Linked DNA regions of Homo sapiens: region 1 is linked to region 2. A link is an interaction called in ENCODE POLR2A ChIA-PET data of the cell type or tissue named here. Cell type or tissue: Panc1. All regions are shown on one strand. Links, peaks and the distances in the headings refer to the core of each region. The heading gives the core; the rest is flanking DNA.

Region 1 (15,699 bases), core at 6,531-11,530, 86 kb after region 2:
TGCAAACCCTAAAATGTTATCTGGTCCTTTCCAGAAAAAGTGTGTTACATGGTTGGACATGGTGGTGCACACCTGTAATTCCAGCACATTGGCAGGCTGAAGCAGGAGGATCCCTTGACCCCGGAGTTCAAGAGCAGCCTTGGCAACATAGTGAGACCCCAACTCTACAAAAAACTTTAAAAAATTAGCCAAGAGTGGTGGCACATGCCTGTAGTCCCAGCTACTTGGGAGGCTGAGGCATGAGGATTACCTGAGCCCAGGAGATCAAGGCTGCAGTGAGCCGAGATTGCACCACTGCACTCCAGCCTGGGTGATAGAGCAAGACTCTGTCTCAAAAATAAAATAAAATAAAAATAAAAATAATAAAATAAAACATTAAAAAAAGAAAAAGTGTGTTATATATTTGTATGTAAGTGCTATTTGAGTCTATGTTTAAATCAGTTGTGACATTTTACCATTTCCCTCATTCACTAATGAGTTTAAAAAATTTTAAGCAGTTTTTAAAACATTTAATTAATTTATTTATTAAATATATGTAGAGAGTACAAGTGCAGGTACCTTACATGCATATTTTGTGTAGTGGTGAAGTTTGGGCTTCTGCTATATCCATCACCTGAATAGTGAGCATCATAATCAATGGGTAATTTTTCAACCCTCACTCCCTACCCAGCGTCCCACATTTTGTAGTTTCCAATGTCCAGTATTTCACTCTGATGTAGTTTTTAAAAAGTTTTCTATTAATGTCATGATTTTACCTTTAGAATATTTATCCTTTAAGACTGAACATGTATAGCTGGGGGCCACCAGAGCATGATGCTGCAGGGGAGTGCAGATGATGTGGGGTGAGTGTGCTTCAGGGGTGTCCCACTTGAGGTCAAGGAAGCTGGGTTGTGTAGGTCACTGTTGGAGAATTGCTCCTGGGCGTATTAACTTGATGGCACCCTCAGACGGCCAGGCAGAAAGTTGCAGTAAGACGTGCATAGGAGTGTATGGTAGGAGGAAGTGAGCGAGGTACAATCGCACATGCATCTTATCCATATTTTATCCCCACTCCCACCTTTGCATTTGGACCAGTGCCCCCACACCTTCCCTACTTCGTATATCCAAATTCTGCCTATTCTTCAAAGACTAGCTCAAGCCCATGGTATTAGTCCATTCTCACACTATTATACAGAACTTCCTGAAACTGGGTCATTTATAAAGGAAAGAGGTTTAATTGACTTACAGTTCCTCATGGCTGAGGAGGTTTCAGGCAACTTACAATCATAGTGGAAGGGGAAGCAAGCACCTTCTTCACAAGGCAGCAGGAGAGAGACGAGTGAAAAAGGAGGAACTTCTGAACTCTTATAAAACCATCAGATCTCGTGAGCACTCAGTTACTATCACTAGGCATGGGGGAAACTGCCCCCATGATCCAATAACCTCCCACCAGCTCCCTCCTTCAACACCTGGGGATTACAATTCAAGATGAGATTTGAGTGGGGACACGAAGCCTAACCATATCACCCACCCTGTTCATGGGCTTTTCCCTGAGCACTGCCCCCATAATGATCTAACTCCATTATTGAACCAGTGAAATAACTTAAGAGTCCACAATTCCTAAATCTTAGCGTCCTCCTCATAAACATCATTGAAATAAACTGGGGATCCATTTCAGCATTTTTAACTGGAAATATAGTCCCTGTTAGGCAGAGTTCCTGCCTATGATTCCTTAGAGAAGCCGCGATGCGTACATTGGTTCTACCTCCTTCAGAGTAGAGACCCCACAGAAGTGGAGATAGGAAACAATCCTCACTAGCACTGATCTATCTTTGTTGAGTATTTTGACACGTGGCAATGCATGCCCTAACTCCCAGCCAAACCTAGAACAAGCCAACCTAGAACAGCTAGAATGTGTGACCTAAGTTGGCAGTCTGAGGAAGAGGAAATTCTGAAACCACATAGTGCATGATGCACTGCTATTTACTAGCAACAGTGATTTTTCTCACCTCAACCCTGCTCCCTCATTTTAGTAGGACATCTCTGAGGTGCACGATATATACTGTCTCCCAAAGATACCTCATGAGATGAAGCTTCAGCTGGGTGTCAATTTGTTGCTCAGGGTGGTCTCAAACTCCTGGCTTCAAAGTGAAGCCCCGTCTTGGCCTCCCAAAGTAAGATTACAGATGTGAGCCACCTACCTGGCGAGAGTATCATTTTTGTTGTTGTTCAGCTCTTGCAAAATAAATTCAAAGAAAAAGAAGTGTCACCAAATGAATTAGTCCTCTTAGGATCCCCATGTGCCTTGGTCCAGATCTGCTCCCATCAGACCACAATGAAAGCTTTTAAGATATCCCTCCTGTCTTTCTCTTCATAATCCCTTGCCTGCTTCTCCATGGTAATCAGCAATCAATCCTGCAATACAAATGAGCCCTTGAATCAGCTAGGAATTTTTATGTTGGAAGTAACAGAAAACCCCATTCAAATTGGCTTGAAGATAAATAATAACATCTCCTTAAACAGTATTTGTTAGTTGCAAGGGGACCGATAGTAACTACACAGTGGAGAAATTAGGCAACACCTTGTCCAGGTGATCCAAGTCAGCATCCCAAACGAAGGCAGCCAGATGCTGTGTTCCTCCAGACGTGATGCCCTAGAAGAACACAGCATCAGTTAGAGGATATTACAACAGAGAGTGTGTATGTGGAATCTCATCAAGAAGAAACATCATACCCACTCCAACTGAGGGACATCCCATCATAGAACTGGCCTAGATTCTACATCAATATCAATGTCGTGAAAAACAAAGAAAGGCTGAGGAACCATTTTTTCTTTCTTTCTTTCTTTTTTTTGAAAGAGTCTAATGCTATAGCCCAGGCTGGAGTGCAGTGGTGCGATCTTGGCTCACTGCAACCTCTGCCTCCTGGGTTCAAGTGATTCTCGTGCCTCAACCTCCTGGGTAGCTAGGATTACAGACGTGCACCATCGTGCCTGGCTAATTTTTGTATTTTTAGTAGAGATGGGGTTTCACCATGTTGGCCAGGCTGGTTTTGAACTCCTGGCCTTATATGATCCACCCACCTTGGCCTCCCAAAGTGTTGGGATTACAGGCTTGAGCCACTACACCTAGCCTGAGGAATCACTCTTAAAAAAGATTAAAGAGGCCTGACACCTTCCTGCAAAAGACATGATCTGGACTAGTTCCTGGACTAGAGAAAGAAACATGCTATACAGGACATTATTGGGAAAAATGATAACAATTGGCATCTCGGGTTTAGATCAAAGTATCATATGATGATTAGGCTCCATTCTTGGGTCATCGAACTGTGGGAATGTAGGAGAACCTCCATGTTCTTCAGAAGTATATACTGGTGCAGTAAGTGGTGAAGGGGCCTGATGGCTACAATCTACTCTAACCTGGTTCAGAGGCTGATACAGGAAATGGGGCAAAATGGCACAGGTCAGTGAACCTGTGCAAATAGTACAGAGGAGTCCTCAGAACTATTCTTGCCACGGTTCTGGAAGTTTGACATTATTTCAAAATAACTTGGCCCCGTGAGGTGGCTCACGCCTGTAATCCCAATGCTTTGGGACGCCCAGGCGGGAGAATTGCTTGGGTCCAGCACTGTCATCTGGGCAACATAGCGAACCCCCTTCTCTACAATAAATAAATAAATAAATAAATAAATAAATAAATAAATAAAATTAGCCAGGCATGGTGGTGCACACCTGTATTCCCAGCTACTTGGGAGGCTGAGGTGGGAGCATCACTTGAGTCTAGGAGTTCGAGGCTGCAGTAGCTGTGATTGCACCACTGCACTCCAGCTTGGGCCCCAGAGCGAGACCCTGTCTCTCAAAAAAAAAAAAACCCAAGAACAAAATAAAAGCTTAAAAATCTCTAAGCAGTAAAAGTGATTAAGGGATGGCCTAAAGTCCAGGGTGAGGGTGGAGGCTTCATGGAGTGGCATGGGCCAATCCAGCAGCTCCACAATTCAACCAGGCCCCATTTCCCCAGCTTTTTCTATCTCTTGGTTTGGCCCTTCCCTGGGGTCAGTGCTAACCCATCTTCAGTGTGGCCAGTGATGACGTGGCTTCGTCTCCCCACCTCACCATGTCACAAAAGTCAGTAACCTCTGAAGGAATAGTGAGGGTCTTGTTCCCCAGAAACCCTTCCTCTCAAGTTTGGGAAATCCTGCCTAAAACACAAAATCTAATCAAGGTGGCCCTGACATCAGTCCAAACTCTGCCACAGCGTATATGGTCTTCATCAATTTCATTCAAACCTTTATTTGCATTTCTAATCCCTCTCTCCAGCGCAGACTCATCCACCCTGCGTGTTTCTGTATACATCACTCAGTCTCTGTTTAAAATGCCTCACCACCTGGTGAACACTTTTTTTTTTTTTTTTTTTTTTTGAGACGGAGTCTTGCTCTGTCACCCAGGCTGGAGTGCAGTGGCGTGATCTCGGCTCAACTGCAACCTCCACCTCCCGGTTCAAGCAATTCTCCTGTCTCTGCCTCCCGAGTAGCTGGAATTAGAGGCACATGCCACCACACCCAGCTAACTTTTTGTATTTTTAGTAGAGACAAGGTTTCACGATGTTGGCCAGGTTGGTCTTGAACTCCTGACCTTAGGTGATCCACCCCCCTTGGCCTCTCAAAGTGCTGGGATTACAGGTGTGAGCCAGCATGCCCAGCTAGTGAACACCTTTTTATCCCTCAAGACTTAGGTCAGAGATCATCTCTGTGCTAGCTTCCCTTCATTACCTATTCCCATTATCAGCCCTTCCCCTTTCTGGGTCCCCAAGGTCCCTCTGACAGCCTCCACAACATCATGATTATAGCTGTCTGTTTATCTCACATAGGCTGTGTGCCCCTACAGGATGGAGCACGGCCTGTTGTCGAATGTTCACGGTCTGCCCAGCATATCATAAAACCCGGATGAAACCCTAAGACCTGCCCTGCTCATTTCACGTGTTTCCTGGCCCAGTGAAAGTGTGTGGTATGAATTCAGGAGCGAATCTGTAAGAGTACTTCAAACAGTGCTGGACACTAAATAATTTACTAAAATAAAACGTTGTCCAATAAAATACATCTTCATTCCTTTGGGTATTTTACTGCATTAAGGAAAATTACCCTGTTACTCAAGCCACATGGAACCACTAAGAAACTCATAACGTAGCCAGGCGGTGGAAAGCGCGTATGTCCCAATTTCCTGTTTTTCTCCGAGACGCTGCTGCCCCAGCCTGGGTCAGGCGATGCGTGGTTTGTGGCCTGCCACTTGGGCAGCCCTGGCTCAGAAGAAAGGCCATCTTCATTTTATATGGGAAAGTTGGAGAAACCTCAGAAGAGCCGTGGTGCATAAATATCACGTCACCAAAGCAGGGAACTGGCCACACTCACAGGCCTCCTTGGGGCCTGGCTTGGTGTCAGTTCCTGCTGTGGAGCTTGGTTCGGCTCTTTGTGCACCAGCATGCCCCACGCCAGACATGACGACACTGATGGCTTTTGCAGCCCCAGCCACAGAACAGGCTGCTGATGCTGCCCTTTCTTGTCCCACGAAAACGCCTTGCAGTTCAGAGAGCAGGCCGGCTCACCCAGCTGCACAGCATTTTCAGAGCAGCTTTGGGGCCATCATCCAGCAAAGTCTAAATACCCTCCCAGTTTGATTCATCTCTCAGTTTTAGACAAACCACAACTCTTAAAATTCTCCCACTGCAGAGAAACTTGGTGGACACCACCATCTTAACTAAACTATTGGAGCTGGTGTCACCAGGAATAAAACAAACCTGCCACATGTGCCTCCTGATATCTGGGACTGAGGAGGCCACCGCATCACTCTGGGGCATTCCTGCCACGGGTGCAAAACATGAATCTACTGTGAGGAGCATCAGACAAACCTAAACTGAGGGTCACTCTACAAAAATGATTGGCCTGCATGCTCTAAAAACGTAAAGGTCTTAAAAGGCAACAAAAGCTAAGGATACATTTCAGAGTGAAGGAGTCTCTAAACAGAAGTGACAACTCAATTCAATAAATGATCCTCAGTTGGATGCTTAACTGAAAAAAAATGCTGTAAATGACATTATTGGGATAATTGGAAAAACTGAAATATGGGCAACAGATTAAAGTATTGCATCAATGTTAAATTTCCTGAATTTGGTAACTGGATTGTGATGATGTAAAAATATGTCCTTGTTCTTAAGAAGTAAACACTAAAGTATTGAGTGGTAAAGAGGCGTGACTCATGCAACTTACTGTCCAATGGTTTAGAAAAAAGTGTGTGTGTGTGCACATGAGCATGTGTGCACGTGTTGTGTGTGGAGTGAGAGGTAAAAAAGAGAAATAAAACAAATATGGTAAAATGTTAAAATGTGTTAATCTGGATAACTGACATCTTATGAGTCTCTGTACTATACTTGCAAACTTTGTGTAAATTTGAAATTATTTAAAAATGTAAAAATGCATTCCATTAAACAAAAAAAAAAATAAAAATAAACAAGATTCTTAGTGATGGTTTAACGTTTTCGCACAGCAAAACACTAACATGTGTGTTGAAAAATAAATTAATCTGGCCAGGTATGGTGGCTCACTCCTGTAATCCCAGCACTTTGGGAGGCCAAGGCGGGAGAATCGCTTGAGGTCAGGAGATCGAGATCAGCCTGGTCAACATAGTGAAACCCCATCTCTACTAAAAATACAATAATTATGCTGGTGTGGTGGTGCCTGCCTGTAATCCCAGCTACTCAGGAGGCTGAGGCATGAGAATCATTTGAACCTGGGAGGTGGAACTTGCAGTGAGCTGAGATCATGCCACTGCACTCCCGCCTGGGTGACACAGGAAGACTCTGTCTCAAAATAAATAAAATAAAATAAAATATCCAAAATTAATCTAGAAACACAATTTCACGTTAATGTTTTTTAAAAGCTTGAAATTTGATATAAAAAGCATATATGGCTATGTGTTTTGTGAATTTTGTATGCAATGTTAAAGATATACAAAAAGGTTTAAAGATGTAACATGTCTCTCTGCACTCCCCAGCCCTGTGGAGTCCTGTCTATCATATATCCTTTTTCTTTTCAGAGGTTACAAGAATTCTGAACTTGGAGTTCATCAGTCCTATATATCAGGGGTCCCCCACCCCCCAAGACTGCACAGCAGGAGGTGAGCAGTGAGTGAGGCAGTGAAGCTTCATCTGTATTTACAGCCACTCCCCATTGCTCATATTATCACCTGAGCTCTGCCTCCTGTCAGATCAGCAGTGGCATTAGATTCTCATAGTAGCACAAACCCTATTGTGAACTGCACATGCAAGGGATCTACACTCTGTGCTCCTTATGAGAATCTAATGCCTGATGATCTGTCTCCCATCACCCCCAGATGGGACCATCTAGTTGCAGGAAACCAAGCTCAGGGCACCCACTGATTCTACATTAAGGTGACTTGTATAATTATTTAATTATATATTACAATGTAATAATAATAGAAATAAAGTACACAATAAATGTAATGTGCTTGAATCATCCCAAAACCATCCCTCACACAACCCCGGTCTATGGAAAAATTGTCTTCCGTGAAACTGGTCCCTGGTGCCAAAAAGGTTGGGGACCACTTCTATTATATGTATGCAAATGCACCTTTATACATTTGCTACATATGTATGTATGTGTATATTTTTATTATATTTTTGTAAAGTATAACTTTTGGTCAGGCATGGTGGCTCATGCTTGTAATCCCAGCACTTTGGGAGGCCAAAGCAGGATTGCTTAAGGTCAGGAGTTTGAGACCAGGCTGGGGAACAAAGTGAGACCCTCCATCTGTACAAAAAATAAAAAATAAAAATTAGCTGGGCCTGGTGGTGTGTGCCTATAGTTTTAGCTTTTTGAGAGGCTGAGGAGGGAAGATCACTTGAACCCAGGAGTTTGAGGCTGCAGTGAGCCATGATTGCAGCACTGCACTTTAGCCTGGGTTAACAGAGCAAGACACTGTTGCCAAAAAAAAAAAAAAAGAAAGAAAGTATAACTTTTAAAATGAAATTTGAATTTAAAATTGTGTAATCCCTGAAGGACCCCTCAGGGTATGTATTAAGGTTCCAGGGAATACAGTTTTATTGGGCAGTTTTATTTAGCTGAGCTGATCTTTCTGGCTCTTCAGAGGCATTTACCCAGTGGCCTGAGTGTACCTCCTCAGAAAGGAACCTGAATGTTGTGACTATACTGTATAGAAAATATGTCATAGCACACACCTGATGACATGCTGGGACCAAAATATGCCATCTCACAATGGTGACGGTGAGCATCTCTCCTTAACTCTGCCTAAGGACATTCTGTTAGTAATTTGAAGATGATTATGGTTGGAGTATTTATTTACACCATGGAAATTGGCAAGTACTAAATCTGGGGGAGTCGTAAACATTTACAGCAAACCATTGTCTGCACCTTGCTCCCCAGCATCTTTGATGTAAAAGGGATAAGCTAATTCAGGTTTTTCAGGTAGTCTTTCAGATACTTAAAAGAGAAAATGAAGAAATAAAACTTGTTAAGATTTCATATCCTAGCTTGAATGCTATAGAAAGTGTTAAGGTGAATTTAGGTGATCTTAAAAAAATGGTCCAAAATGCCCAAATAGAATCATCCAAATATAATTTACAAATAAAATTTGTCTGGTAGAGAACAACTCCAAAGATGATGGTTTGACGGCCCTTTGAGGATGGTAACCAGTTTTGTATCACAGGCAGCGAGTATATGTAGCCTATTTCAGCAGGATTTCTTTAGACTGATTACATATACACCAATCTCTTGTACCCATCCTGCTTTGAACTAGCTTTACCCACCTGCTGATGCCTTCCTAATAAGTCTTTAACCCCACGCTCCTTATATGTCAATAGGAGGGCTCTATTTTTAAACTTTTAAATGATCATATTTTGACAAAGGAGAAGTGTATTGGAACCAAATAATTTGGTCCTTTTTTCTTCTTGTCAAATTCCATGCTGTCTGCTTTGGAGGAGGGACTTTGGTGAAGTCAGGAAGGAAGGATTCAAAGGATGCTGTGTTTCACGACCTGGTAATTTTGTTTATAGAGCCAAGCGTCATGATCTTCTAAATGTAACCAGGTCTGGTGTTAATAAGAACCAGGAAAATCCTAACCACAAACAGTTGAATGTTTTGCCAAAAAGCTTGTGCCCTGTGGGGCAAACTTAACCAAACAACTTTATGAAAGTTCAGCTGTTAACTCCTCACTCCAGAAGAGGACATGACCCTGCAAACTAAACAGTGCCACCCAGGATGGTCAAAAACCAGGGTACTGTCAATAGTAACTTCTCCCGCCTCTTGCAAACTATTGTTTCCCAGCCTTTTCAGACCCTTTTTTCTAATTGATCCCTCCATTAAATCTTAATACCATGGATATCCATCGTATAACTGTTTATGTATCATATGCATATCTGTGTCTTATACATTAAAAAAAAAGTTTTTTTTTTACCACCCACCCCCGAGAACCAATTCTTGCCTTCTTGGGGGCAATCTAGCCCCTGTTGAGAATGCGTGTTGTAAACTGACCATTATTCACTGTGCTCTCACAGCCTGGCAATGCCCATATGGGGTTTCCCAGAGCAGTGTGAAGATGAACACAGGATGGGAATGACCTCTCCCATCTATGGTCATCTTTGCTTTCTACCGATGAACCGCAGTTTTATAACAGCAGAAACAACCATTCTGGGACTTCCTAGATGCAAGGAATGAGCTAAGCACTTTACATACTGTCAAAGTTTGCCTTCTCCCAGAAGCAAACCCCAAGGCAAGGATTCTAGGGCTGGTAATTTCTGGGAAAGTGGTCCTGAGAAATACTGATAGGTGAATGGGAAAGTGAGGCAGGAAAGAGGAGGATGATTTTCAAGCCATTGACAGCTGTGGACAAATGGAGTTTAATCTCACAGAGTAATGCTGGTAAGCAGTGTCAAACACAAGCTTCAGAGTTATCCCTTCTGAAGGGGGTGAGGGAGCTGGGGTACTGATACAGCTGACTTCCATCAGTCATTGGTTGAAGGCTGCTTGTGGGGACATTAACTCCCCAGTACTCTCTAGACAGACAGATGCAAATGCAAGCAGCCAGCAGTCAAGTTGGTGTGAGCTGCAATGATAAGGCCCAGGGCAGAAGGGTGAGGCACATACATGGTTTCATGTAACGCACAACATCTATGACAGGTGAGCCCTTAATCACTGCAAATGTTATAGAAATGAGACAAAACGTGTTAAATAATGTTCCTAAAGTCAACAGGGAGTAAGTGGAAGTGACAAGTGCTGACTCCAGAGGCCACATGCATAAATGACAGGCTGCACATGTATACTGCCTTTCTTCTTGCACACACATGCTGTTCCTCTTGATTTTTCCTATTCAGATTGATTTGACAAAGCAATAAGATGTATATGAGAAAACGCTCACCTTAGGTAAACACATAAGTTGAGAGGACAAGGGTAGGCACAGAGCAGAGGGTGAAAGAAGAGAGAAAAGTAGATGATGCCAAGAGGGAGGAACATGGTACAAGTCTGCTGGCTCCACGCTGGAGGGCAGATGTTGCTACATTAAGTCATGTTACAAACCAATCCAAAGACAAGATCTTGCAGTGAAAGGGGATTCAACTCAGAAAACGTGCATTTGGCAAGGATTCAGTTCTAGGGACTGTGCTCCCAAGCACTGGGAACACCAAGATGACTAAGACCAGCCCTGGTTCTAACTTTGAAGAACTCATAGTCTACAAAGAGCATTAAAGAAAAAATTATTCAATGATACTTGTTAATGCCTGGTAAGACAGACTTTATTCAGTCCGTGGCAATGGGTGGTTGAGGAGAGAGATTGAGTTCAACTCTGTTTTTGCTTGTTTGTTTGTTTGTTTGTTTGTTTGTTTTGAGACGGAGTCTCACTCTGTCACCCAGGCTGGAGTGCAGTGGCACGATATTGGCTCACCGCAACCTCTGCCTCCCGAGTTTAAGCGATTCTCCTGCCTCAGCCTCCCAAGTAGCTGGGACTACAGGTGCCTGCCACCACGCCCGACTAATTTTTTGTATTTTTAGTAGAGATAGGGTTTCACCATGTTGGCCAGGCTGGTCTCGAACTCTCGAGCTCAGGCAATCCACCCGCCTCGGCCTCCCAAAGTGGTGGGATTACTGGTGTGAGCCAACACGCCCGGCCAAGTTCAACTCTGAATGCAGTATGGACAAGTGGGAATTTATAGCCAAGGAGAAGAGTGGAGGGACAGTGGATGGGGCCTCCATTAAATTTTAATACCATGGATATCTATTGTATAACTGTTTATGTATCATATGCATATTACCAAGAGGAAACATCAGGGTCAGGAGACTCTGGCTAAACCAACCTAGCAGGTTGCTGAAGACAGGCCAGGATGGCCGGACTCCACTTGGGGGATAGTGGCAGTGAAGAAATCTGATCAGGTATGGAGGGTGATCAGATATGGAGGGTGATCATCAGATATGGAGGGTGATCATCAGATATGGAGGGTGATCATCAGATATGGAGGGTGAGCATCAAATATGGAAGATGATCAGATATGGATGGTGATCATCAGATATGGAGGGTGATCACATATGGAGGGTGATCATCAGGTATGGAGGTTGATCAGATATGGAGGGTGATCATTGAATATGGAGAATGATCAGATATGGATGGTCATCATTAGATATGGAGGGTGATCATCAGATATGGAGGGTGATCATCAGATATGGAGGGTGATCATCGGATATGGAGGGTGAGCATCAGATATGGAGGATGATCATCAGATATGGAGGTTGATCAGATACGGAGGGTCATCATCAGATATGGAGAGTGATCAGATATGGAGGGTGATCATTAGATATGGAGGGTGATCATCAGATATGGAGGGTGATCACCAGATATGGAGGGTGATCATCAGATATGGAGGGTGATCAGATAAGGAGGGTGATCAGATATGGAGGGTGATCAGATATGGAGGGTGATCAGATATCGAGGGCAGGGCGTTCTTGCTCAACCTACTTAGCAGGGTTCTTTGTTAAAACTAGATTTTATAAGGAAGTGCTCAGAAGCACCTAGGAGGAGGTTCAGGAGCCTGACTAAAGTTTCGTCAAGCCAAGAATCTTTGTCAAGGGGAAGGGCTGTGGTGGAACATATCATAGCAAAGGCTGACAATGACAGTAGAGTGCAGCTGGGCAGAAATCAATTTTCTCTAGAGGTTGGAGGGTCATGGAAACCTATAAGGAGGTGGGACTTTTGAGACAGGCTTTAAAGGAAGAATAGGAGTTTAGGAGGTGGACAGGATCAAGAAGGGTAGAAGGAATAGTGTGACATCTGCCCGGAGACTGATCAAAGCAGGACATTTGACACATTCTTGATTGACTCTGCTGAATATTTTCTACCTCATAAAGTCATAAGGGGAACTGTTAACCCTAAACTTAACAAGGAAAGACTGGCTGTGGGTTTAGACCTGACCGAATGTTATCATAGGATTTGTAATAGTGAAAGAAGGGTGTTCTTTGCCCTGGCTTTAATTTGCTACTTTCCTGGGTTATCTGCAAAAACTTGCAGTTGGTTATGTGCTGTGCCACCTCTTTTATGGCTTTTTTCTTCGTTCACTTAGTCATTCATTAACTCAACTATGGGGATGTAAAGGTGAATCAGAGTTTGGTTTCTGTTCTGAATATGCTCATAGTCCAGTGAGGGACATAATTAAATAAGAAACCATTAAAAGACAAGCTTATCAGTGCTAAAACAGAGAGAGAGGGGCACACCATCCAGACTCCATGGGGAGTGAGTGTGAGAGAAACACAAGGGTCCCAAGAGGAGAAGACAACTAGGCAATCTGAAAATTAGCTTAGAATTAACCGGCCAGGTGCAGTGGCTCATGCCTGTAATCCCAGTACTTTGGGAGGCCAAGGTGGGTGGATTGCCTGAGGTCAGGAGTTCGAGACGAGTATGGCCAACATGGTGAAACCCCGTCTCTACTAAAAATACAAAAAAAATTAGCTGGGTGTGGTGGTGTGTGCCTGTAATCCCAGCTACTTGGGAGGCTGAAGCAGGGGAGTTGCTTGAGGAGGTGGAGGTTGCAGTGAGCCGAGATCATCGAGCCACTGCACTCCAGCCTGAGCAACAGAGTGAGACTCCGTCTCAGAAAAAAAACAAAAAACAAAACAAAAAAACAAACAAACAAGAATCACCCATGTAAAGGGGCAGACCCGATACAGGATGTCTCTTGGCACCAGTCAGGAGTTCCATTTCTGACTTCCAACCATCAGCATCTGTGCCACTTCATCTGAGGGTTTTCTCTGGTGGTGGGACCTAATGCTATCACACCTATGGAAGGCCAGAAGTGCAAGGGGCAGCCAGTGACAGAGATAAGCCAATGCCTGGCAGGAGTTGGCAAATAAACACCCAGCTCCTTTGCACCTTGGGATGAGTGACTCTGAAGCTTGTGCTCTCTACAGCATCTCCAAGTTTTTCAGTGGGATTCAGTTCCAGTTGTCCACAGGGGTGCCAGGCTTGATAAAACACTCTATACTGGCTTCCTTCCCTTCCTTGTTTCACTTCCAAGATCCCCCAGTGATGCTTCTGGGGATCATCTCCCAAATAAACCACTTGCACTTGAATCCATGACTCCCAAGTTTTGGGCTTGATGACTGGATTCTCCATATAGAGAACGCAGGTGAGGAAGGGAAAGATTTATGGAAAAGATAATGAGCTGAATTTGGAATTGTTGAGTTTGAGCTGTCAGTAGGACATCCATGTGGAAAGTTCAGGAAGCAGGTATATCAATGGATCTGGCTCTTAGGAAGGAGTTATGTGCGGAGATAGTCACGTGGGAGTTGTCAGCATGCACATGGTAGCTACTGTCATGGAATAGATGGGATCTTCATGGAAGTCAAGGGAAAGTTATATTTCAAGACCTTGTGACTATTTAATGGTGCCAGTGCTTCAAAGTGGGCAAGAAAGATAAGAATTGAAAGCTGTCTGTTGGGTAGAGCAACCAGAAGGAAGAGCCAAAGAAATGGGAGGAAAATGGGGAAATTGGCATTTTATGCACAGTATCCTATTTGACCCTCTAGTCAATCTTCGGATGGAAGCACTATTCTTGCCTAATGTTACACAATTAATAAGTGGTAGAGTCAGGATTAGAACCAGGAATGTGTGAATCCCAGCAGTCCTCTCTTTCTATTACACCATACTCCCTTTCCCTGTGCCTGAGGGTGGACGCCCAGGGGCGTCTCTGCAGCCACATCCTGCCTGCCCTCATCCAGCTCATCCCTGGAAGTTGGATGGCTCCTCCCCATCTTGTTCCTGCCAATTAGTGCCTCTAAGGAGACTCTGATTCATCAATGTAGTCCCAACATTCTAAGTATGACCCCCTGGAAGGGCCTGGCATGGAAGTATTTTCTCCCTGTAGAGCTGTTTATCTTCCCAAGAAAGCCCTATGGACTCCAGAGTCCATCTTCTGAGCCCAGGGATCTCAACTCAGTTGCTGCTACCTAATCTGAAGCTACTTTAAGAAATGTATTCTGTCCTCCACCGTGTTTGCAGCAGTCCCGCCTTCTCCCTGCATGTCCCGAGCCCCCTGCCAACTCCTGCTTTGTTCTGGTCTCCACTACATGGTCAGCTCAGTTCAGGCCCTGCCAGGGTCTCTTTATGAAAAGCAGACCCAAACATTTACCCTTGATTGTAGGAAGACAGATGAGATCATGGAATTATTGACATCTTTAGTAAGTAAGGAAAACTTATGGAGAATGGGGAAGGAGTCAGAGGATTAGGAATAAGTAAATATTATTCCAAATGGAGGTTTCATTTCCTGGATATGGTCAAGAAGGGATTATCAAGATGGTTTTTGAGCACTTAGAAGGAAAATGATGGTCTCTAGACATTAGCACGATGTCCTTAAAACACGAACTTCATTAACTTTTTCATGTTTCTAGGCAATAGATCAGGGCTGTGAGCACGGAAGAGGTTGATTTCATAAAATTTGACAAGCTTCTCCAAACACTCTAAGAGACGCAATGCAGATATTTGGGCTGGACAGCACTGAAGTCAGTTATCAGGTTACCCAGACTCAAAGGCTTTCAGGTCCCTTAGACCAAAAATCAGACAGTGTTGGGCCTCTTCCTGCTTCAATCTATTCCCCTAATTTGTTGGCCTCGCTTTCCTAATTTAACTCTGTCACCCTTCCTTCCTCACTCAGATGTAGCCTGACCTGATTCCTATTCTCCCCACTCAAGAAAAGGGCAGGCAATTAAACTGGCAAAAGAAACAGGGGTTGTAAGACAGAAAAACAAGGAGTAGGCAAAAATGTCTTAAACAGGACATAAAAAACTCAAGCCATCTTAATATTTTTTTTTAAAAAAAGACAGACCATAAAAAGGGATGAGTTGGACCTCATTAAAGTTAAATGCTTTTGTTCAACAAAACACATCATTAAAAAGTGAATGAATAAGACATAGAGCAGGAGAAGATATTTGAAATGCACATGTAAGACAAATAACTTCTGGCTAGAATATATAAGGAAGACAAAACACATTTTCAAAAGAACAAAAGGCTTAAATGGAGCCTTCACTACAGAGAATATTCAAACCTAAAACATTCAAAAGACTGTTCAACATTATTACTCATCAGGAAAATCCAAATTATTATTATTATTATTATTAGAGACAGGGTCTCACTTTGTTGCCCAGACTGGCTTCAAATTCC
Region 2 (15,699 bases), core at 6,865-11,864:
CCAGGCAACAATCTACTGGAGCTGAAAAATGGCTGTTCCATTTGGGTGGTGGGTGGATGCACTCTGAAGTTCACCCCGGTGGACATGGAGGCTGTCCATTTATTCCTGACTCACTTCACATTCTACCAGTTCCCTCAAGATCCTAATATTGTCTTTAGACACATGCTTTAAAACAGTTCAATTCCTAGTGCTGATCTCAGGACACCATTCTGTCCCTCATCACTGCAGAGTTAAGTATGCTGTGTACTGTTGTGTAGGCCGTGCACTGCACAACTCCAGGAGGCACCATTCACCTAGCCTACAAATGAAGTGACTCTCCCTGGAGTATGGCGTGTGGCAGCCCAGCTGAGTCCTGGTTCCCTTCTGTGGAGCATGGCCCTTCTCCTATTCTGTCTGTCATGCTTCTTTAGCTACTTCTCTTTCCTCTGCATTTAAACACCTTACTCTCTACCTATTCTCTCCCCTACCTTTCTATAGCCTTTCATTTTTTCCCTGCCTAATCTTTGCTCCTCTCTTTATCTCCAGTTGATATCTCATAAGATACTTTATTTGGGGGGTGGGAAGATGGGTATGGGACTTGGGTATCTGGTGAAGAATGAAGCTGGAAGACCGTGAGTTCTCTTTTCTCCTGGCACCATGGGGATGCATCCATAGGACTCATCCAGTAGCAGGTTCTGGGAGTCAGTGCCTCTGGGACACCCTAAAACTGAAGCAGATGCTTCCTAAATAGCATCCAGGGGGGTAAGAGGCCAAAGCACTGTGGAGAGGCAGCTGTTGGTTGTTAGGAGAGGAAGTAACACTCCCTTTTCCAAGTGGAGATCTCCCTGAGCCTTGGGGTTGGGGAGTGCAACCTCTAGGCCTTATTTTTTGGAGGACTGCAGCCTTACGTTATATCAGGGGTTGGCAAAGTCTGGCCTGCAGACGAAATCCATCCTGCCATCTGTTTCTGAGTAAAGTTGTAGTGAAATACAGCCACGCTCGATCATTTACATATTGTCTATGGCTGCTTTTGCATGACAATAGTGTAGTTGAGTAGTTGTGACAGAGACTCTATGGCCTGCAAAGCCAAAAATAGTTTACTTTGCCCTTTACAGAAACAGTCTGTGGACCTCTATCTTAGATTGTAGAATAATTAAGGATGGGCACCCCAAGAGCCCACTTCACTCATGCCACCATGGCCAGTCTCTCAAATCCTCCTTTTTCACACACTTTTAGCCACCTGCTTTTCTCTCTCTTCTTTATTTTATTTAATTATTTTATTTTTAGATGGAGTCTTGGTCTGTCATTCAGGCTGGAGTGCAGTGGTGCAATCTCAGCTCACTGCAACCTCCACCTCCTGGGTTCAAGCAATTCTCCTGCCTCAGCCTCTGGAGTAGCTGGGGTTATGGGTGCGTGCCACCATGGCTGGCTAACTTGTGTATTTTTAGTAGAGACGGGGTTTCGCCATGTTGGCCAGGCTGGTCTCGAACTCCTGATCTCAAGTGATCTGCTCGCCTTGGCCTCCCAAAGTGCTGGGATTACAGGCCTGAGCCACCATGCCTGGCCTCTCCCTTCGTTATTCTTGACTGTCCTGGTCCACGTTACTCCTGTCCTGGCCCTGCCCTCAACCTGCCCAATCTCATCAGGCAGGCCCTGTGCAGGGATCAGGCAGGTGGATGGAGAGAACATGCCTGGCTTGTTTCCCATGCAGGTTTCAGCAAGAGTGGACGTGCCCTACCTTGGGAGGGGGAGCTGGGCAGGCTGTTGCCTAGCTCTGCAGCAACTTCTGTCTTTGGAATGTTTTGCAGAAATGCAAGAGCAGACAATTCAACTGGCTGAAAGTTAGGCTTCACAGAAGGTGAGGAAATCCTGATCCTATAGAACAAAACTAGAGGCAGCAGCTCTGTGTTATGGCCAAGGGATTCTCTGCAAAGATGAGAAAGCACCGTGCCTTGTTCCCCTGAGCATGTTCTAGCAGACGTCTTAGTTCTACCTGTTTCTGCCTGATGAGGAATAAAGAAAGATTCATATGTTTTTTAAAAAGTGAGAACAGACAGACTCTGACTGCTAGGAAACTCAAAAAGGTATTTAGTGCCCAATTCTTATGACATTCCTCAGCTAGCTACTAATGGGATTTTCTCCTTGCTTCTCCATCTAGTTCTTAGTTTCTATCTTGTGTTGCGTGTTAAGTATTATTTTATCTGTGACTTATTGTATTTATCCTTTGGAAGTAGACACTGTACACAAATGCCGTCCACTATAACTTTGTACTACAATGACAATGTTCCAAATTTTGCACCATCTAATATGGCAGCCAGCCGAGGCCAGAGAGCACTTAAAATGTGGCTACGGTAACTGAGGAGCTGAATTTCTAATTTTATTTGCTTTAATTCATGTAAATTTAAACAGCCACATGGGGCAAGAAGCTACCATATTGGATAGCACTAGAGATACCAATCACTTTTTTTTTTTGGGGGGGACAGATTCTTGCTCTGTCGCCCAGACTGGAGTGCAGTGGCACAATCTCTGCTCATGGCAACCTCCACTTCCTGTGTTCAAGTGATTCTCCTGCCTCAGCCTCCTGAGTAGCTGGGATTACAGGCGTGTGCCACCACACCGGGCTAATTTTTGTAATTTTAGTAGAGATAGGGTGCCACTGTGTTGCCCAGGCTGGTCTAGAAATCCTGGCCTCAAGTGATCTGTCCGTCTTGGCCTCCCAAAGTGCTGGGATTACAGGCGTGAGCCACCGTGCCCGGCTCCAGTCACTTTTTTGAGGACCTTCCACAAGTCGTGGAGTGGTCTGGATGGGACGGACAGTGGTCTTGGATAGACAGTAGCTGAGGAAACCATATTAGACTTTAGTCTGTGTGGAAAGCCCAGGGAAAAGAGGACTACAGAGCAGGCAAGTCTGTGGACACAGAACTTTTGAAGGCTGGGTCCCAAGTTGGATGGCTGGACCTTGGCAGGGCTCCCAGGCTCAGAAGGAGAGGAAGGTAGCAGAGGCCACCAAGGATCTCAGACCCAGGCTCATCCTCAGTGTCCAGGCTCAAGAGGTCAGACCCAGGCTTCTGGCCAGTGGCCCCTACTCGCTACCCAGATGCTCAGTTCTCTGCTGGATCCTTGTACCTCCCATGGTAACTGAGCAGATAAAGACAGAAAGACACATCGTGAAGGGCTCTGTTCCTGGGTTTACAGAATATTTCTGCATTGAAAACCAGTTACACATCAAGAGACATGCTCCTTACAAGCTAGGAAGAAATTTCTGGAACTAACTCCAAGTGTTTTTCTTTAAGCCGGCAGCAGTCCTGCCTGCTTCAACCTGCTTCCCGAGGTTCTGAGTCTTACCCCCGGAGGCTGGGCCTGCAGGACCTCTGCTGCCTCCTCCTCACTCAGACTCAGCTGCAGCCATATGGGGTGGGTGTGGAGGAGCCGGTCCAAGATGCTGAGCCTGTTGGAGAGGCTGTCATAGCCTGAGTCCCGGGCACAGGTCTTCACGTCCTCTTCCTCGGAATAGCCACCATCCTTGTGTCTTACCATGCTAGGAGAAAGAGAAGCGGCACGGTCAGCTGGCTGCAGTACCATTTCCCTAACAAGGAGACCGTCCCTACAAGTTCATAGGCCAGGCTTGCCACCGCACATACCCCATCTTGTGATCGCCCCCTTAATCATCTTCTCTTCCAGACTGAAAGCTTTCTGAGGGCAGACACAATGTTTTATTTTACCCTCTATCTCTAATATTAAAAAGAACACTTTGCACTGGGCAGACCTGACCTTCTATTCCTAACCCCATTTTCAAAAGTTCTAAGCATCCTAAATGCCATTTATTCAGGCTTTGTCTTCCGACATAAAACATTTCTTTTTTTCTTTTTCTTTTCTTTTTTTTTTTTTTTTTTTTGAGATGGAGTCTTATTCTGTTGCCCAGGCTGGAGTGCAGTGGCGCGATCTGGGCTCACTGCAACCTCCGTCTCCTGGGTTCAAGTGATTCTCCTGCCTCAGTCTCCTGAGTAGCTGGGATTATAGGCGCACACCACAATGCCCGGCTAAATTTTTGTATTTTTAATAGAGATAGGGTGTCGCCATGTTGGCCAGGCTGGTCTTGAACTCTTGACCTCAGGTGATCCGCCTACCTCGGCATTCCAAAGTGCTGGGATTACAGGCATAAGCCACCCTGCCTGGCCAATATAAAACATTTCTAACTTTGAGGACAGAACCCTAAATGCGAAATAGCATGGATGGTAACCGTGAGTTCCTAATGCTCAGTAGCATTTCTCATAAGCACAACCATGCCCCAGTCTAAAGGCAAATGCACTCACACAGATTTATTTTGTACCTGAATGATTGGATTTTATTTCTTCTCACAAATCTAAGCATTTTTATTACTGACATTATTTATAATAAAACCTCACAGAGGAGTGATGCTGTGCTATTCGTAAAATCATGTCGACATTACTCATAATAGCTAACAAGCGGAAACAACCCAAATGTCTGTCAGCTGATGAGTGGATGAACAAAATGTGGCCAAGTGTGGTGGCTCACGCCTATAATCCCAGCACTTTGGGAGGTTGAGGCAGGCAGATCACTTGAACCCAGGAGTTTGAAGCCAGCCCGTGGAACCTGACGAAATTCCATTTCTACTAAAAATGCAAAAATTAGCCAGGTGTGGTCATGCGCACCTGTAGTCCCAGCTACTCAGGAGGCTGAGGTGGGAGGATGGCTCTAGCCTGGGAGTTTAAGGCTGCAGTAAGCCATGATCCCACCACTGCACTCCAGCCTGGACAACAGGAGTGAGGCCCTGTCTCAAAAAAAGAAAAAAAAAAGAGTAATCTATTCTTACAATGGAATATTATTCAGCCATAAAAAGGAATGGGGCACTGACGCATGCTGCAACATGGATATACTTGGAAAGCATCTTGTTCAGTGACAGAAGCCAGACATAAGGCCACATACTGAATGACTCGATTTACATGAAATATCCAGAACAAGCAAATCTACAGAGACACAAAGTAGATCAGTGGGCTCCAGAGAATGGGGGAGAGAAAAGAGAATGGGGAGCGATTGCAAACAGGTACCAGGTTTCTTTCCAGGGTGATGGAAATGTTCTGGTATTAGAGAGTGGTGATAATTGCACAATGTGTGAAGGTACTAAAACCCGCGAATCATGCACATTAAAAGGGTGAATTTTATGGTATGTGAATTACGTCTTAATGACCAAACCATATTGACATCCTTTTGGTGCCAATACTGGTTCTGTCAGTGAGTGTTTAATTCCCATTTTACCAATGAGAAGACCGAGGCCTAAGAAGTTACTGAGCTGTCCTGAGTGATAACAGCCTTGAAACAGCAGAACTAGAAATTACACATGCTCTGGTATTTATCCAATGTTGTGGGTACCAAGTCAGGTCAGGGACACAGGGGTGAGGGGCACAGGGGTGAGGGACACAGGGGTGAGGGGCACAGGGCAGTTTGTATCCATGTAGCGGCTGTTGTGTGCCAAGCCCTTTACCTACATTCTCTCATTTACTCCTCTTGGCAGCCCTGGACCACAGGCACCATGATCCCGGTTTTACAGAGAGGACCAGGAGTCTTAGCTCAGGTCAGGATCTTGCTCAAGGTCAAGCCCCTGGTCAGAGAGAGGGGGCTGACATTTCCATCCAAGGCAGCTTCGCTCTGGGTTCTCTCACCCTTTACCAAACTCAGAACTGACACTTAACCTGGCTCTCAAGGAGCAGGTCATCAAGCCCTATCCTGGGGCAGCCAAGGGACACCAGACCTGACCATTCATGTCCAAACAAGCAGGTTTAGATTCGGGTACATATGGTCTTCAATCCTCTAAACCCAAAGGAACTCAACTGTGTGAACTAGATAATGTATTTAGCACTGAGAAGGATGGATAATGAAACTGAATGTATGATGAGTTATAAAAAGGAAATTAAAGGAAGGAAGTGTGATATTTCCACATGGACAACTCTACTCCTAAGAGGTGGGACTGAATTTAGAAGAAGCCAACCTATGCCGATCATTTTTGGGTGTGCAGACTCAATAATAATACCCAGTGTTGGCATGTGGACTGGCCAGAGACCCCCGTCCTAACTTCTCTCCATCACCTTCGTGACTTTCTGCAGGCCTAAGGAATCTCACTCATTCATTCAAGATTTATCTTTTTATTTCTTCTCAAATATGTGAAAGCTTTGCTCAACTTCTGCTACAAATTTCCAGGTAGGAGACTCTGTGCCAAAAAGAATAGTTTCTCCTTCTGCAAATGCCATTCCAGGGCCTGCAGGTATTGGGAAGTGAATATTTGCAGTTAAAAAAACATACTCTTCAAAGTGAAGCTGGTGTTAAAATTCCTTTCATAGAAGGTAAAAGAGCCAGCTTTAGACAAGTGATTCTCAACCCTGGCTGCTGATAAAAATCACCTAAAAAAGCCAGGCATGGTGGCTAAAGCCTGTAATCCCAGCACTTTGGGAGGCAGATCATCTGAGACCAGGAGTTCAAGATCAGCCTGGCCAACATGGTGAATCCCTGTCTCTACTAAAATACAAAAAGTAGCTAGGAGTGGTGGTGGGTGCCTGTAGTCCCAGCTACTCAGGAGGCTAGGGCGGGAGAATTGCTTGAACTTGGGGAGGCGGAGGTTGCAGTGAGTGGAGATCGTGCCACTGCACTCCAGGCTGGGCAACAGAGCAAGACCCTGTCTCAAAAAGAAAAGAAAAGAAAAGAAAAGCCAGGTGCAGTGGCTCACGCCTGTAATCCCAGCACACTTTGGGATGCTGAGGCGGTTGGATCACTGGAAGTCAGGAGTTCAAGACCAGCCTGGTCAACATGGTGAAACCCTGTCTCTGCTAAAAATACCATAATTAGCTGGGCATGGTGGCACACACCTGTAGTCCCAGCTACTCAGGAGGCTGAGGCAGCCTTGAACATGGGAGGTGGAGGTTGCAGTGAGCCGAGATCCTTCCACTGTACTGTAGCCTGGGCAACAGAGCAAGACTCCGTCTCCAAAAAAAGAAAAAAAAATTCCCCAGGGGATCCCAACGTGCAACCAAGTTTACAACCACTACTTTGGATCAGTATTTGTCAAACTTGAGAGCCTGCGTGAAAGTCACCTGGGGTTTGTTAAGCCACAGATTCCTGGTTTCAGACTCACAGCTTCTGCAGGTGTGGGGTGAGCCAGAGACATTGCATTTCTAACAAGCTCTCAGTGACCAATCTGAGGACAACACTGTAAGGAACATTTGCCTGAGATCCAAGTGTAAAACATGCATATTAACTCAGATCAATTAGGGGTTTGGTTTTGTTTTGCTAGGGGCTGCGGGCGCGGGATGGGTACCATGCCACTAAAAGAATTCTTGGCGACTAAATAAATATTTTATCACTGCCATCTCAGGTTGGCCATATTTTGCCAAGACCAAATTGGACAGTGTCTAACATGACAATCGTGATGCTCATGTGTGCTGAAAGTAAACACGTTGACATATCTTCCTTCCCTAGAAGGGCGCATCCTGTGACTCCTCTGTGGTTTCAAGGAGCTGAAAAGCCTTTGTTCTGACAAGTGACCTCAGCCTAAAAAGCAGGGCCCAGACAGGAAGATGGTGAATAAGATTCATGGGGCCTTATAAAACAGCAACCATAATTATCCCTTGCCTTTGCAAATGACTAAGCTGACACCTTGATTCAGCCAGCCACTTGAGGTTTATAGCATATTATTACAGGACAAATTGGCTTTTATCAGGAACAACCTTCAGGAAAAAACTAATGTGAGAACATTGAACATGTAGGGGATGCTACTGGTGCTCCACCTAGAGCCCCTCCTCTAGGGCAGGCACCCATGCCCCATCTGCTGCGAGTGTTGGCTGTGGAAAGCTCACAGCTGCCCCTCTTCTCCTGGAAATGCCCAGGAAGCTACATCCTCTCCCTGAGAGCAGACTCACTGCCAGTGACATACTGATATGTACTTTCTACATATGTGAGATGGAGAAGAGTGGCCTTCTAGCCTTGAGTTGAGACAACTCTGGGGGGCTATTCACGCTGCTGAGCTCCCTGTGGGACCAGGCAGAGCCCACGTCTTTGCCTTGCCTCCTCCCTTTCCCATCCTGGATCCCTCACTCCTTGGCAGGCTGCTTCTGAATCACTTGCACAAGAAGCCCCAAATCAGGCTCTCCTTCCAGGGAACTCAACCTATGACAGAACTTGATGAGATTCATAGAAACTAGCGATTTCTAAGAAAGGTGTCTGCATGCAAACAGGAGGGAAGGCAGTGAACAGAGGTTCATAAAAGGTAAAACACTGTGATACAATCCAGGAGATTCCAATAAAAACATGGTCATAGTGGAATGGCCACAGAGCCAAGCTCAGGGCAGGAAGCATGAGGTTCCTCTCCTAGCTCAGCTGGGCATGTGAGACCTTGCTCAGGTCCCTTTCTGAGCCTCGCCCTTTTGATCTGAAAATAGTAAATAACAATACCTTCACCACCAGGTAGTAATCAATGCAAGCAAAAATTGAGTGGATGCTAAAATCAGAAGGCAAAAGACTTAGGAAATAGGATAGTCATAGTCTTAAAATATCACCTCACAGATCACTTAATGACTTGTGAAAATGAAAAGGTACCCTGGCAATGGAGGAAACTGGTAGATGTCACCTTAACCAAGTGATCTGTGTTAACTCCTCCAAAAATGAGCTGCCCTGACATCAAGTGCCCCCAGTGTGAGGCTCTGAGAAGGTACCATGTCACCTAGGTGTCTTTCCTGCTCCCAAATATGACTCACCTGAATGTATACAGGAGAAAACAATCAGAAAAATCCAAATTTCAGTGACAGCAAAACCAATGGCCAAAACTTCAAAAATGTCAATGTTATGAATTTTAACAGGCTGTAGGATTAATACAGGTTCGAGGTGAATAAAGAGATGTGGTAACTACATGGAGTGCATAGCCTGGAACTCATATATGGCATCAGTATAAAAAGATCTATAAAGGACAATTTCACCTGTAATCCCAGCACTTTGGGAGGGCAAGGTGTATGGATCGCTTGACCTCAGGAGTTTGAGGCCAGCCCGGGCAACATGGCAAAACCCAGTCTCTACAAAATATACAGAAAAGAATTAGCCAGGCATGATGGAGCGTTCCTCTGGTCCCAGCTACTCAAGAGTCTGAGGCGGGAGGATTGCTTGAGCTTGGGAGGTGGAGGTTGCAGTGAGCTGAGATGGCACCACTGCACTTCAGCGGGGGTGACAGAGTTAGACTCTGTCCCAAAAAAAGAAAAAAAAAAAAAAAGGTTAGCCAGGCACAGTGGGGTGTGCCTACAGTTCTAGCCACAGCTGCTCAGGAGGCTAAGGCAGGAGAACTGTTTGAACCCGAGAAGTGGAGGTTGCAGTGAGCCAGACTGCACCATTGCACTCCAGCCTGGGTGACAGAGCAAGACCCTGTCTCAAAAATAAAATAAAATAAAATGGAGAATTTCCTTAAGTGTGATAATTTTATTATGCTTACAAAGGAAAAATGCTTTTATTCTTAGGACATGCATACTGAAAAATTTAAGGGCAAAGTATAAACATGTTTGAAAGTGTCAAAAGAAAGAAAGAAAGAAAGTGTCAAATGATGAGCTCCCCCTAAAAAGAAAAAAAATAGGGAGATAAAGAAAATGTAGCAAAATTTCAGCACTTAGTGAATTAACTGAACAGTGCTATCTTTGCAACTTTTCCATAATGTTTGAAATTTCTCAAAATAATAGGTTGGAGGAGAAGTAATAATATCTACCATCTCACTGAGTTTTTATAACTATAAAACTCATTTATTTGTGCAGCCATTCCCACTATGTCTAGGTGTCTAGGGCTGCTATCATGGGGAGATAAAACTTAGGTACAGATACAGTGAGACCCACATGTGAATACAATGGGCAAACCATAGAATGGCCCGCAAAGTATAAGGTGCCTCTAGGGGCAGAGAACAAACACTCACCCAAAAGTCACAGCCTCCACCCATTCCAATTACAACCAAACCTGGGCCTCATGGCTTTGAAGCAGATGGGTGGATATTCCATCCACTTTGGAAGGGCAGGGCTCTCCAGCACCTGTCCTGCTCTCGTGACAACCAGGTTAAGGTTCTTTGGAGTATGGGATGAGAGAAGCCTTTCCACTGGGCTGGATTTCCTTCCTTCCCATGGCCCAACATTAGTCGCCTGAGCAGGTGGGAGAGTAAGTGATTGCAGAAAGCTCTTTCTGAGTAGGACAACCAGGCAGACAAGGGTTAGTTTTACTAACATTGCCAGAATCAGATTCACCTCAGAGAAACCATCGACACAGAGCAGAACTTCCAAACGATGCATGCCTTTTCTTGTCCTAATTCAGAATTCCAGAAGACATTACAGTCTACCAGCGCAGCCCCTAATGACCAGTCCTAGTGACCAGGGTCTAGACAAAGCATGCTATGAAGCCTCCCTTGCACCTCCCCCTACATCACCCGCTCCCGCGAGCTGCATCCCCAACCATACATCTGAAATGTACACTTTGACCTTGCAAATGAGAGACAATAAGGCAAAAATACACAGAAATGTGATGCGAGGCCATTTCTGTGACAAAACTTACTGACTGAGTAAATAAAGTGAACAACTTTCTAGATATAAGAAACCTAGTTTGGCTGTTAAATAGCAAAAATAAAGTTCAAGGCAAAATGACAAATTCTTACTCTGTCAACCAAGGATGGTGCACATCCATTAGGCTGTGGGTGGCAGCAGGTGTGCTGTGCCCTGTGTGGCTCTGCCCTCAGTGGCAGGACATGAGGATAAACAAGTAAAACAAAAAGCCCCCTAAACCTCCTCTATGTGTGTAAAACCACACCTTCACTAAGCCGAGCAATTAGATTTTTATTTATTTATTTTGAGACGGAGTCTGGCTCTGTCACCCAGGCTGAAGTGCAATGGTGCAGTCTTGGCTCACTGCAACCTCTGCCTCCCAGGCTCAAGCGATTCTCCTGCCTCAGCTTCCTAAGTAGCTGGGATTACAGGCACACACCACCATGCCCAGCTAATGTTTGTATTTTTTTTAGTAGAGACGAGGTTTCACCACGTTGTCCAGGCTGGTCTGGAACTCCTGAACTCAGGCAATCCCCCGCCTTGGCCTCCCAAAGTGCTGGGATTACAGGCGTGAGCCACGGTGTACAGCCTAGATTTTTTTTTTTTTAAAGTAAAATTACGGCCTGGTGCAGTGGCCTGTACCTATAATCCCAGCATTTTCGGAGGCAGAAGGAGGTGGATTGCTTGAGCCTAGGAGGTTGAGGCTGCAGTGAGCTGTGATCATGCCACTACATTCGAGCCTGGGCAACAGAGTGAGACCTTGTCTCAATAAATAAATAAATAAAATTAAAATTAAAATCATTCAAGACAATCACTTTTGTCTGGGGCATACTTCCAAGTTGCCTTGGGGAGTGTTCCCGAGAAACTGGAGTTTTTAAATGGACAATTTAATATCATCTATGGTAAGATGTGCCTGATTTTTTTTAAGAACAAAAGTGATTTCAAACAAATATTTAAAATGTACTATGATTTTTCCACCAGCCTGGCCAACATGGTGAAACCCTGTCTTTACTAAAAGTACAAAAATTAACTGGGTGTGGTGGCGCGCTCCTGTAGTCCCAGCTACTCGGGAGGCTGAGGCATGAGAATGGCTTGAACCTGGGAGGCGGAGGTTGCAGTAAGCCGAGATCACGCCACTGCACTCCAGCCTGGGAGACAGATGGATACTGCGTCTCCAAAAAAATATGTATATGTATATATTTTTTTCCAGTCTATAGCAGACTGTTAGATCATAATTCAGCTAGGATGGGATTGGTTTAGTTAATTAACAATATCTGAAAACCCCTCATAGAATGAATGGCAAGTCCCCTATGGAGATAAATAAGGTGGTTGTGGCCCGTAAGTCAAATGATGCTTTCCTAGGGGAAGTTCCATAGTTCTCTGGCTCCCTTCCGTGTGTCTGTGCGAGCAGCTGTGTCTCAGCACTGTCAGTATCACATCTGCCTTGGAGCTGGAACCATCTGTGGTCTACCCTTGTGTTTTATCAAGGTACCCTGTTTGCTTCTACTTACATGAGTCATCTGGAGACACTGGGATGACTGGGTCAGCAGTTAGTTGGAGGAAGGATTATCACAGTTTCTCAAAAGCAGCTTGGCTTTCGGCTTGTATCTCAGTTCCCCAAACCCTGGCCCTAGACAGGACTTTCTCTCCCATGTCAGGCTCCACAAGGTATGGAGAACTCTCCTCTTGGAAGAGCAACACCTGCTTGCTTTGCCGGCTTTCCCAGGCCAATCCTGGTGGAATCTACAAGGACTGCCCCAGACCTGGGATTTGAAGGAGTGAGCGGCAGGCTCCGCCCATGTCTCTCCTTGCAAGTCTCACCTTTCTGGCCAGGCACTCCCTGAAAACAGTCTTTACGAAAAATCCTGGCTTTTCTTGAAGCCTGAGGGCTCGTTCCCTGAAGGTTTCCGGGAATCTCCTAGACTTTTATGAAAACAAAGTTTCTCATTGTTTACATGGTAAGTGTTTAATAAGTGGTTACAGAATGAAGACAATGGGCTAATTATCATGTGATAAGTTCTTATCAATAAACAAAAACAACAACAAAAGCAGAACTCAGGTTCCATATTACTTTTGACTCTGACTAAATTATGGTTTAAGATTCATTACCTTGTTTGTCTCCCAAACATAAAGAACTGTAGTTTTGCTACTAAGTGGAAAACTCAAAAACAAAATAAAGCTCTAATGGTGGAAAAGTGTAGGTTAATTTTGATATTTAAATTTTTAATTTTAAAAAATACTTTTTTAGAGATGGGGTCTTGCTGTGTTTCCCAGGCTGGTCTCAAACTCCTGGCCTTAAGTGATCCTCCTGCCTCAGCCTCAGCTTCCTGAGTAGCTGGGGCTACAGGCACAAGCCACCATGCCTAGCCCAATTTTGATATTTTGTAATATCTCAATGTTGTTAGAAACTGACAATGTTTCCCAAAAAGTGATGGATACATCAAGGTAATCCATGGAGGCATGGTTTTAATTTTAATGGCCATTACTTATTTTAATGGTTATATGTATTCAGTGTGTTTCCTAATTATGGTAAAGATACTGAATTTGCTTTTTTTTTTTTTTTTTAAGACAGTCTGACACCCAGGCTGGAGTGCAGTGGTACGATCTCGGCTCACTGCAACCTCCACCTCCTGGGTTCGAGCAATTCTCCCGCCTCAGCCTCCTGAGTAGCTGGGACTTTAGGCGTGCGCCACCACGTCCAGCTAATTTTTGTATTTTTAGTAGAGACAGAGTTTTGCTATGTTGGCCAGGCTGGTCTCGAACTCCTGACATCAGGTGATCCACCCACCTCGGCCTCCCAAAGTGCTGGGATTATAGGTGTGAGCCACCGCACCCAGCTGAATTTGCTTTTCCCTTTTTTTTTTTTTTTTTTTTGAGATAGAATCTTGCTCTGTCACCCAGGGCTGGAGTGCAGTGGTGACACAATCTCGGCTTACTGCAACCTCTGTCTCCCAGGTTCAGACAATTCTTGTGCCTCAACCTCCCGAGCAGCTAGGCAAGCGCCACCATGCCAGACTAATATGTGCATTTTTAGTAGAGACGGGGTTTCGCCATGTTGGCCATGCTGGTCTCGAACTCCTGGTCTCAATCAATCCTCCCACCTTGGCCTCTCAAAGTGGTGCTGGGATTCCAGGTGTGAACCCCGGCGCCGGCCTGGGAAGATCATCCTGTAGATACATCTACATGCTGTTGCTCAGCTTCCTCATTACTGAGTTCAAGCTACTTGGAATGTCTCCTGCCATATCTGGCTCCTACCTACCTACCTGTCAAACTGGGTTCAAATCCTCATCCCTTATCTCTTTCAGCTGCAAGTAATCTGTGGCCCATCACATTCCTTCCCTACTGTCCCCACACCTCCAGGGCCCCTACCCCATTCCACTCTGGTCAGACTTCTCTCCCTTACTAGCCTGGCCTCATCCCCAGCCCATATTCAGGCCTAGCCCTGTGCAGGAATTAATAAAAGGTCTGCTTTAGGCATGACCAGGGGCCTGAGGAGGAGGTGATCTGCAGACAGCAAGGTTTACGGAAGAGGAGGAGCTTAGCGGGCAGGGAGAAATATTCTTAGGGGCACTGGGCAGTTTCTTTCTGAGGCCCCCTAACAAATAGAATCCGCTGCTCAGCTCCAGCCTCAGGAGACAAAGCGTTCTTGTTTCTGTGCTTATCAGGAAATGGGCGGCAAAAATCACCACAGCTACCAAGAGCCACCTGGCCTTTGGCCATCTCTGGGGCAAGAAAAGGAGGCAGCTCCAATCCTTCCAGAAAAACAAATCCTTCCTTATTGCTCATTAATTTCTCCCATGGACACCCCTTCTAAGCTCAAGTCAACTAGCAAGGAGTGGGCTTTGAGTGGCTTTGGTTGTAAAAGTCAATGATGTTCCTGCAGTCTACATAGTGAAAAAAAAAATGATAAGAAAGATAAAAAGAAAAGTCAGTGATGAGCTTTAGTGTAGAATTACAATAATTCTATGCCCACCAATACCAGACATTGGAGACCAGTGCTCCATCCAAGGTCTCCAAATACAGAATGCTTTATTCCAGCACGGAGAATGAGATTTAGGATTCCAACAAAAGTGGCCTGCTGAGTGCAGGAGAAAGTAGAGGGTAGACAGTCCTGGCAGGAAAGTGCTCTTGGATAAAGGCAGGTGCAGTGCATGAGGTCTGAAGAAACCCCAGTGGGAACCCCACACACAGCTTCAGGGGCTTTCACATTCAGTCATCAATTTATCCGGAATCAAAGCCACCCACCTCCTGCCCATGTGAGTGCACTGAAATCACAATGCTATTTTTGGTAAGGCATGTCATAGTTTCAATGGAATCAACCCTGATTCTAGTCTCCCTCAGCCTCCTAATCTTCAGCGGTTAGGTGGAAAGAGGACTCCAAGTCAGACTTGAATCAGAGCCTCAGCACTGCCCCTTCATCACTGTGAGGCCTGCACCCATTACCATGCACTGTTTAATCTCAGTTTCCCTGTGTCTAAAAATGGATTCTTGCTGAAAAAAGGAATCTGTTAGCAAAACAAATAAACAGAACCTGAAAAGAACTTCTGATTCTAAGTGCCTGGACTGTCTTTGAAACTATGAGTAATGGTTCCGCTCCATGGGAGTTTTCAGGATGACTTCTTACCGTCTTCTAATTTTTGGATAGTCACAAAAAGAAAGCAAGGCAATGTGTTTCCATTCTAGGACTGACAAATCCTGTGGTATTAACACAACTCTGGAGCTTGTTTTGGCAGCATTTCATGTGACCTGGGAGAAAGCAAAACCCCAAAGCTTCTACAGGCCAGCTTCCAGCAGGTCCTGGAAGCAGGAGAGTTCTCCATCTACCATTAGTGTCTAGGCTCAACCTGGACTCTGGTATTGCCATCCTCAACTTTCAGATGGAAAAAGAAAAAAAAAAGCCACTTCTCTTGATATTTTTGTGTTAAAATTTCCATGTATATCATGCTTCTCCAGGAGCTTCCCTTCAGCTGCATGCCAGACTAAAATCTTTTTCCAGGCTGTTGTCTTAACCAGCTGCAATGGCAAGAAAGATACACCCTGGGATGTGGCATTGCCGGAGGGCCCAGGCTTCTAGCTACAAGAGGCCAATGCAGGGGTCATCTTATGAATCAAGGATGAGACAGAAGTCAAGAGTCTTGTGCCCACCATGGTCCTG

Evidence for each region. Peaks named below come from ENCODE experiments on the same cell type or tissue, not always from the same donor. Only the 100,000 strongest peaks of a DNase experiment are listed, where the experiment ranks them.
Region 1: POLR2A ChIA-PET joins it to region 2 with 8 read pairs; 4 of 35 experiments call an interaction of 5 or more read pairs at or near these places.

What each region holds. Positions count from the first base shown.
Region 1 is chr20:19,857,777-19,873,475 of GRCh38, reverse strand. The region is part of intron 2 of RIN2 (Ras and Rab interactor 2); the gene reads right to left. Among named protein-coding and RNA genes, the nearest start is that of RIN2, 110 kb to the right of the region's middle. In Panc1, for the core only: no CTCF peak of the experiment used is centred there; no DNase peak of the experiment used is centred there; H3K27ac peaks cover 1,817 bases.
Region 2 is chr20:19,944,433-19,960,131 of GRCh38, reverse strand. It overlaps RIN2 (Ras and Rab interactor 2), which reads right to left. Exons shown (of 13, transcript NM_018993.4): 5 at 3,325-3,517. Among named protein-coding and RNA genes, the nearest start is that of NAA20, 65 kb to the left of the region's middle. RefSeq lists enhancers at 660-1,391, 1,392-2,123. In Panc1, for the core only: no CTCF peak of the experiment used is centred there; no DNase peak of the experiment used is centred there.